Linked DNA regions of Homo sapiens: all the other regions are linked to region 2. A link is an interaction called in ENCODE POLR2A ChIA-PET data of the cell type or tissue named here. Cell type or tissue: OCI-LY7. All regions are shown on one strand. Region 1 overlaps OSBPL3 (oxysterol binding protein like 3). Region 2 overlaps IGF2BP3 (insulin like growth factor 2 mRNA binding protein 3). Region 3 overlaps LOC101927890 (a long non-coding RNA gene).

Region 1 (2,500 bases), 1.6 Mb before region 2:
ATTCTCACAATCATTCTCTGGGGTGGGTACTTTTTCCATGATAACCGTTGAGTTGGGGAGGGTAATGTCAAAGAATAAACCAGGAGAGATCTCATGGGAAGGGTGTTAATAGAGCAGGACCTTGAAGTGTCCTGGTACAATTTCAAAAGGTAGAGAAATGGGAGAGAAGGACATTTCAGGTAGAGGGGAGTGATGAGCAAAGGTGAAAACAGTGTTATCCCTTGCAGCTGTAGGGTAAGAATTCATGGGAACCCAAGGGTGGTGCATGGCTACTTCATCCTCTGGCCATTGGAGAGCCACAGAATGTTTTGAGCAAGGGAATATGTGTTAATCAGTTCAACTGGTAGTCAAATACAAAAATTAAATGTTGTATGATTGGAAGATTTCTGTGTGTACACTGTGGGAAGGAGGGATGATAGGAAACAGGAAAAATTACCATAAAAATTTGAGATAATGTAGATGACCTGTGAATACAGATTTAGAGTGTCTGCAAACAGGCATTGTGATGGCTCATGCAAATTCAGTCTCTTAAGCTGAATTTGCCTGTGTGGCAGTGTATTGCTTATCTTATGTATTAGTCACTTAGGGGATGTTTTTCATATATTTTCCAGAAGACTGTGAATGGGGAATAAGCAAAGTGGCGGTAAATAAAAAAATGATTATTTGTTGACATAAATTTGTATGTATGTGATTTATATATGAATTTTGCCTGGGAAATAATGATCAGCCTCATGAGGCACAACAAGCCCAGCCTCTTTAGAGAGGCGTTGTGTTTGTACTAGCAGTTCTTTTACCTTATAAACATACATATACACAAACATAGTGTAAAACTCCACCCTAATTAGGTTTTCAGCTCAGTCTTTCTCTGGGCCAGTGTCTTCTTTAATTTTGTTTTGTGTGTGTGTCATTAAGGAATGATACCAATAATAGGGTGTCAAAAAGGAAAGACTTTGGCCTAAACATGGCTCAGAAAAAGGACTGCCTGGCCTTCTTCATGCACACCTGCCAATGCATCATACTTCTGACTTGTAATTCCTGTTTTTCTAGTCTTTGATCGCGTGGGGCAAAATAACATTCCAGCTTGTTTGTTACTTTGAGTTCTGCATCATTTGTTCCTTGATTAAGGGCCTGGAAGCCCCACTTGTTTGTGGCATCCAGAGGTCTTATTTTCCTGGGTGTGTGTAGCTAGGTGTAGATAGATCTTTATATTAGATGACTGCCTTTTCTGACCCACAGATAAGACACCTTTGTCTGACAGATGCTAGGGGTCAGAAGGACAGGATGTGGGAGTTTGGTTTCTTTTGTAAAATGTGCAGTGTGTGGTCTCCGCAGGTGCTGGATTTCTCTTCGCGGCTAAGAACTTCCCAGTCTGGGGAAAATACCCATGTTGTAGGAAGCGAGATCTGTGGGTCTTGCTGTAGCTAGTTAACTCAGGCTGAGGTTTAGCAAGTCATGGACCTCCCACATCCTTTTAACAGTACTGTTTCTCCTCTCTCTCAGATGACTTGTGTGAGACTTAGCCAGGTGTCAATGGATGTGAAGGGGGTTTGGAGGAAACAAGGGCAAGACAACATTCTGGCTGGACAGGGAGCCAGCTGGAGGGGTGGGGCCACATGAATGGGACACACCCTTGAGGGAAGTGGTTCTAAACCTCAGCAGTGTCAGAGTGTCCTGGAGGGACTGGTAAAACACTTGAGTTGAGTCCGTCGCAGTGGCTAATGCCTGTAATCCCAACACTTTGGGAGGCTGAGGTGGGAGGATTGCTTGAGGTTAGGAGTTCAAAACCAGCCTGGTTAGAATACTGAGACTCAGTCTCCACAAAAACAAACAAATTAATTATTTAATAAAACAGATTGCTGGGCCCCACCCCCACAGTTTCTGATTTAGTGGGTTTCTGATTTAATGGGACCTGAGATTCTACAATTCTAATAAGTTATTAGGAGATACTGACTCTGGTTCATGGACCCCTTAGCAAATCCAAGCATTGGTTCAGCAGGCAGAAGACCAAGTCTTAACCAGCCTGGAGTCCATTCTGATTCCGAGAAGAACCAGAGAATTCTGGTTATCATTAGATTGTCATAACCCCCTTATTTTATATAACACTTCCACATTTGTAAATCACTTTAATATATGTTTCTTCTCACAACAAAATAACCCTGTGAGGTAGGCAGGGGATTTATTAACCTTGTTGGACGACTAAGGAAAATAAGATTGAAGACAGATGACTGACTTACCCTAGGGGCAAAAATAGTTGAGCTCATACTTATATCTAGATTTTCTTACTGTAGATTTATTGCTCCTTCTACATTGTCTTTTTTCCTTGGAAAATACTACATTTTATTCAAATGATTTTGAGACAAAACAAAATTAGGGAGATGTAGAATCCTTTCGCTCATGCATTAACAGTAAATATTTTTTGAAGACATAATACAGAGCACATACTTATTGTTGAATAAATGAATGAATGGTTTCCATAACTTCCCTAACTACTTCTGAACTC
Region 2 (2,500 bases):
ATGGAGTGTTAGGCTACAGGCAAGCATGCTAATCAGACTTGGTTCAGATAGCCCAGGAGTGATGGGACTTGAGCAGTGGGTATGCAGAATAAGCAGTCAGCAGAAGGCTTATCTGCAGAACATAAATTATCTACCTCACGCCCATAGTGGTATCAACTAAAATACAGCCAGTTTTGTGAGGGAGGTGGGGATATATCTGGTATGTGGCTGAGAAAATCTGATCACGTTGCAGGTCAAAGACAGTTTTTTAAACTGTCTTTATTGCAGTGATCTCTATATGTGTCAATAAACTAGGCTACTAGATTGAAGAGAAGCATGAAGAAACTTGTCATGATGGTGATAGTTTAGTGAGTGTATACATAATGTCAAAGTGAATCAAATTTCTTGCAGTTTATTCTGTATTTCAATGATACTGTTACTGAACCAAACTGGTTCTGTTTGTCCATGTGCAATGGAAAGCAAACACCAAAGCATAGGTTCTTTTGTAAAGAGAAAAGTTCGTGGTAAGACTGTCAAGCAAGGAGACAGTCAGGTTCAAATCTGTCTCCCCCAGCTGGGGGCTGGGACATATTTTATAGACAGAGGGTAATGAGGTATGATCTGATTGAATCTTACAATGATGTGATGCCAGGAGGTGTGATCTGACTGGATCATACCAGGAGGTGACACCAGGGCTCAATCTGATTGGATCATGGATCATGTCATGTGGTGTCCACTTCTTAATTTGGTCCTGTCTCGGTCCAGGCACTTAGGTTCTGCTTGTGGTTGCATGCGTGGTTCATCTGGACAGGCTCAGGTTACAGAACTTGCAACCTGGGGATCCATGGCAACTGAAGAACAAATCACCATTTTGTCACACAAAGCTGAACCAGACTAGGCCGGTTCTGTGGATGATGCTTGGCCAAAAGGCCAAGAAGTGATCAATAATACTTCAGAGTTTAAAAGGCAAAACTAGGCCATTACCTGGTAAAGTTGCTTTTAGTATTTTTTTAACAGCTTTATTGAGATATAATTCACATACTATGCAATTCACCATTTAAAGTGTACAATTATTTTTTTTTAAGTTTTTTTTTCTTTTTTTTTTGAGACAAAGTTTTGCTCTCGTGGCCCAGGCTGGAGTGCAATGGCGCCATCTCAGCTCACCACAACCTCTGCCTCCTGGGTTCAAGTGATTCTCCTGCCTCAGCGTCCCGAGTAGCTGGGATTACAGGCAAGCGCGACCACGCCCGGCTAATTTTGTATTTTTAGTAGGTGCGAGGTTTCTCCATGTTGGTCAGGCTGGTCTCAAACTCCTGACCTCAGGTGATCCGCCCGCTTTGGCCTTCCAAAGTGCTGGGATTACAGGTGTGAGCCACCGCGCCCGGCCTAGTATGTTAATAGATACGTGCAACCATCACCACATTTTTAGGACACCTTCATCACCTCAAAAAGAAACATTTAACTGTCACCCTCCACTTTCACTTTCCTCAGCCCATAGAAACCACTAATCTACTTTCTGTCTATCGTAGAGTTCCCTATTCTGGACATTTCATACAAACAAAAATCATATAATAAGTAGTTTTTTGTGACTGTTTTCATTTAGCATAATGCCTTCTTTTCTTTCTTTCTTTCTTTCTTTCTTTCTTTCTTTCTTTCTTTTTTTCTTTCTTTCTTTTCTTTCTCTCTCTCTTTCTCTCTTTCTGTCTTCGCTATACTAACAAGGTAACCATAATACTTTCAAGGTCTGTCTGTTGCAGCATGTATAAGTACCTCCCTTTTATGGTTGAATAATATTCCATTGTACAAATATACCACATTTTGTTTCCATTCATCAGTCAGTAAGCATTCATTCGGGTTGTTTCTACTTCAGACTATTATGAGTGATCTTAATTTTGTACCATTACATTCAGGAAGTGATAATCTTTGCATTTTTCATGTGATTCTTTCTGTACTGTTTATACATTTGAATGAACTTTGTTTTTTTGTTTTTTTTTGTTTTTAAATAGATGGAGTCTCTATCTGTTGCCCAGGCTGGAGTGCAGTGGTGCAATCTCAGCTCACTGCAACCTCTGCCTCCCGGGTTCAAGGATTCTTCTGCCTCAGCCTCCCGAGTAGCTGGGACTACAGGTGCGTGCCACCATGTCCAGCTAATTTTTGTATATTTAGTAGAGATGGGGTTTCACCATGTTGGCCCGGCTGGTCTCAAACTCCTGACCTCAAGTGATCCACCCACCTCGGCCACCCAAAGTGCTGGGATTACAGGCGTGAGCCACCGCGCCCAGCCGTGGATGAACTTTTTTTTTTTAAAAAGGCTGAACATTTGAGGGTTTCACGTCCTAAATACATAACGGGGGAATTCTAGAAAGACATTTTCTATGAGGCTTTACTTTGCATTTATACCCCTTCCTCCCTCCCCTGTCGTTGGAATTTAAACTTACCTAAGCATAGAGAAATGTTTCCTTTCTGGTTTAAGATTTTATTTAGGTATGGGAACTTGTGAAAGTGTTGGAAATATAGAGTG
Region 3 (2,500 bases), 150 kb after region 2:
AATAGAAAACATCTCTATTACCTCCAAAAGATTCTTTGTGTCACTTTGCACAGGGTCTCAAAATGATCTTTTTGTCACTGTAGATTGGTTTTCATTTACACAAATGAAGTCGTGCCATATGTATGCTTGTGTGCCTGGCTTCTTCCACTCAGCATCATTTTGAGATTGATTCATGTTGTTGTTTGTATTAGAAGTTTGCTCTTTCATATTGCTGAATAGTATTGCATTGTGTGGGTATATCTAATTATTAATCTATTCACCTGTTGATGGGTCCACACCCTCGCCCTGATTTTGGCTATTACAAATAAATCTGCTATAAACATTTGTGTACAAGTCTTTGTGTGAACATATATTTTCATTTCTCTTGGAAAAATACCTAGTGGAATGGCTGGGTCTTACTGGAGGTAGGTGCATGGTTAACTTTTTACAAAAACACCAAACTTTTACAAAGCAGCTGTACCATTTCCACAAGCAATGGTTAGATGTCTAGTTATTCCACGTCCTCATCAACACTTGGTACTGCTAAATTTTAAAATTTTAGCGATTTTTATCAATGGGTAATGGTATCACATTGTGGTTTTAAGTACAGATACCTGATGACAAATAATATTGGCATTTTTTCATGTGTTTATTGGCCATTTTTATACATCCTTGTGTGAGTGTCTGTTCAAATAGATGGCCCATTTAAAAACAATGGGTTACTTGTCTTATTATGAAAATGTAACAGTTTTCTATGCTGTGAATATTTTCTCCCATTTTCTGGTTTGTCTGTTTTCTTGTTTTTTTTTTGTTTTTGTTTTTTGTTTTGAGATGGAGTCTCGCTCTGTCACCCAGGCTGGAGTGCAGTGGTAAGATCTCGGCTCACTGCAACCTCTGTCTCCTGGGTTCAAGCAATTCTCCCACCTCAGTCTCCCGAGTAGCTGGGATTACAGGCGTGCGCCACCATGCCCAACTAATTTTGTATTTTTAGTTTCACTATGTTGGCCAGGCTGGTCTTGAACTCCCGACCTCAGGCGATCCACCCACCTCAGCCTCCCAAAGTGTAAAGATTACAGGCGTTAGCCGCCGCATCTGGCCCGTCTCTGTTTTCGTAATGGTATCTTTCAATGAGCAAGAGTTTTAAATGTTAATAAAGTCCAATTTATCAAGTTAGTAGGAAAATTCCATGCTTTTATTTGTTCTATATAGGAAATCCTTGCCTTCCACCAAGTCACAAAGACTTTCATCTGTCTTCTTCCAAGAATTTTAATAGTAATTTTAGCTTCTGTATTTAGTTCCATGCAGGTCTATGATTCAATTAGAGTTAACTTCTGATCGATGTCCATTTTTTCCATATGGGTAACCTAACCTTAACTTATGTGGATATATAATAACATCTCAAATATCAAGTGTCCAAAATTAAACTCCAATTTTCATTCCTCTCTATCTCTAATACGCCACTTAATCCTTCCACAAGTGCTGCTGCAGCCACTGCTCCCTCCCTGACTTCACCCCCTAGCACCAACCCCACTCTGCTCAAGGTCCCCACAGTCTCCTGCTATGCTTCAAGCCCACCAGGCTCTCTGACCTCAGGGCCTGTGCACTAGCCACCATTCCCCCAGGAATTTGCCTGGCTCGCTTCCTGACTTCTTCGTATTCTGCCCAAATGCCCCTTTTCAGTGAGATCGTCATTGACACCCTTATTGGTAATAGCAATAGCCACACCTAGTATAACCTATTTCCTTTCATGTTTATTTTTTAACATAGCACTTATTATTTTCCTAGATACAAGATGGTTGACTCATTTAAAAACAGACTGTCTTCCATAAATAGTATATGAGCTCCACAAGAGCAGGGATTTGGGTCTGTTTTATTCTTGACTGTCTCCCTAGCCCCAAGAGCAGTGCCTGACCTAGCTGGCATTCAATAAACATGCATTGAATGAACGAACAGTTCTGATTCTTTGGTGGTTCCTGCTCTAGACCTCCTGTAAACGTCCTGAGCTTTGGGGCCTGGCTACATCTAGCCTGGGAGGTGGAGCTGGGCCCACCCGGGTCTGAGGTGGCAGAGAAGCATCTAATGGGGCAGGATCCTCCCACCAGTGGCTGCCTGTCACCCAGAGACTGACCTTCCTCCTCCAGCTCTCATTAAAACACTCTGTTAGACCAAGTGGGGCTACATGCCACTGTCCCTGTTCTCCCCAATATTTCTTGCAGGAGATTGTTATGGGGAAGCACCCTGAATAACTCAAATAATAAAGCTTCCTATGCAAAAACTGCAGGGGGTACTGGGCTTTAGGATGTGATTGGTGGTGGGGGTTTGTTTACTCATTTACTTTTCTGTCAGCCTTGTAATGTGAGGTGTGGAGCCAAAAATTAACTTGTTATGAGAAATAAAGTAGTATTTCTCCCACACCCGAGTTTGGGATTTGAGAGACATAGTCTTTAGGAACCTGTTTGCAGTCTGGGGCTCAGCAGAATGCAGGTTGGCTTGACCTTCTCTTCAGGCTGTGTCCTCACCA

Evidence for each region. ChIA-PET counts read pairs that join two places held together with the same protein. Peaks named below come from ENCODE experiments on the same cell type or tissue, not always from the same donor. Only the 100,000 strongest peaks of a DNase experiment are listed, where the experiment ranks them.
Region 1: POLR2A ChIA-PET joins it to region 2 with 6 read pairs; 2 of 35 experiments call an interaction of 5 or more read pairs at or near these places.
Region 3: POLR2A ChIA-PET joins it to region 2 with 5 read pairs; 3 of 35 experiments call an interaction of 5 or more read pairs at or near these places.

The regions. Positions count from the first base shown.
Region 1 is chr7:24,965,051-24,967,550 of GRCh38, reverse strand. All of the region lies in intron 1 of OSBPL3 (oxysterol binding protein like 3), which reads left to right. Among named protein-coding and RNA genes, the nearest start is that of OSBPL3, 14 kb to the left of the region's middle. RefSeq lists an enhancer at 1,215-1,374. In OCI-LY7, no CTCF peak of the experiment used is centred here; a DNase peak (open chromatin) is centred at 1,440; H3K4me3 peaks cover 1,897 bases; H3K27ac peaks cover 2,500 bases.
Region 2 is chr7:23,367,482-23,369,981 of GRCh38, reverse strand. The region is part of intron 3 of IGF2BP3 (insulin like growth factor 2 mRNA binding protein 3); the gene reads left to right. Among named protein-coding and RNA genes, the nearest start is that of SNORD65C, 28 kb to the left of the region's middle. In OCI-LY7, a CTCF peak has its summit at 387; DNase peaks (open chromatin) are centred at 631, 1,431 and 1,771; H3K4me3 peaks cover 2,324 bases; H3K27ac peaks cover 2,500 bases.
Region 3 is chr7:23,217,903-23,220,402 of GRCh38, reverse strand. All of the region lies in intron 1 of LOC101927890 (a long non-coding RNA gene), which reads right to left. Among named protein-coding and RNA genes, the nearest start is that of GPNMB, 28 kb to the left of the region's middle. In OCI-LY7, no CTCF peak of the experiment used is centred here; no DNase peak of the experiment used is centred here.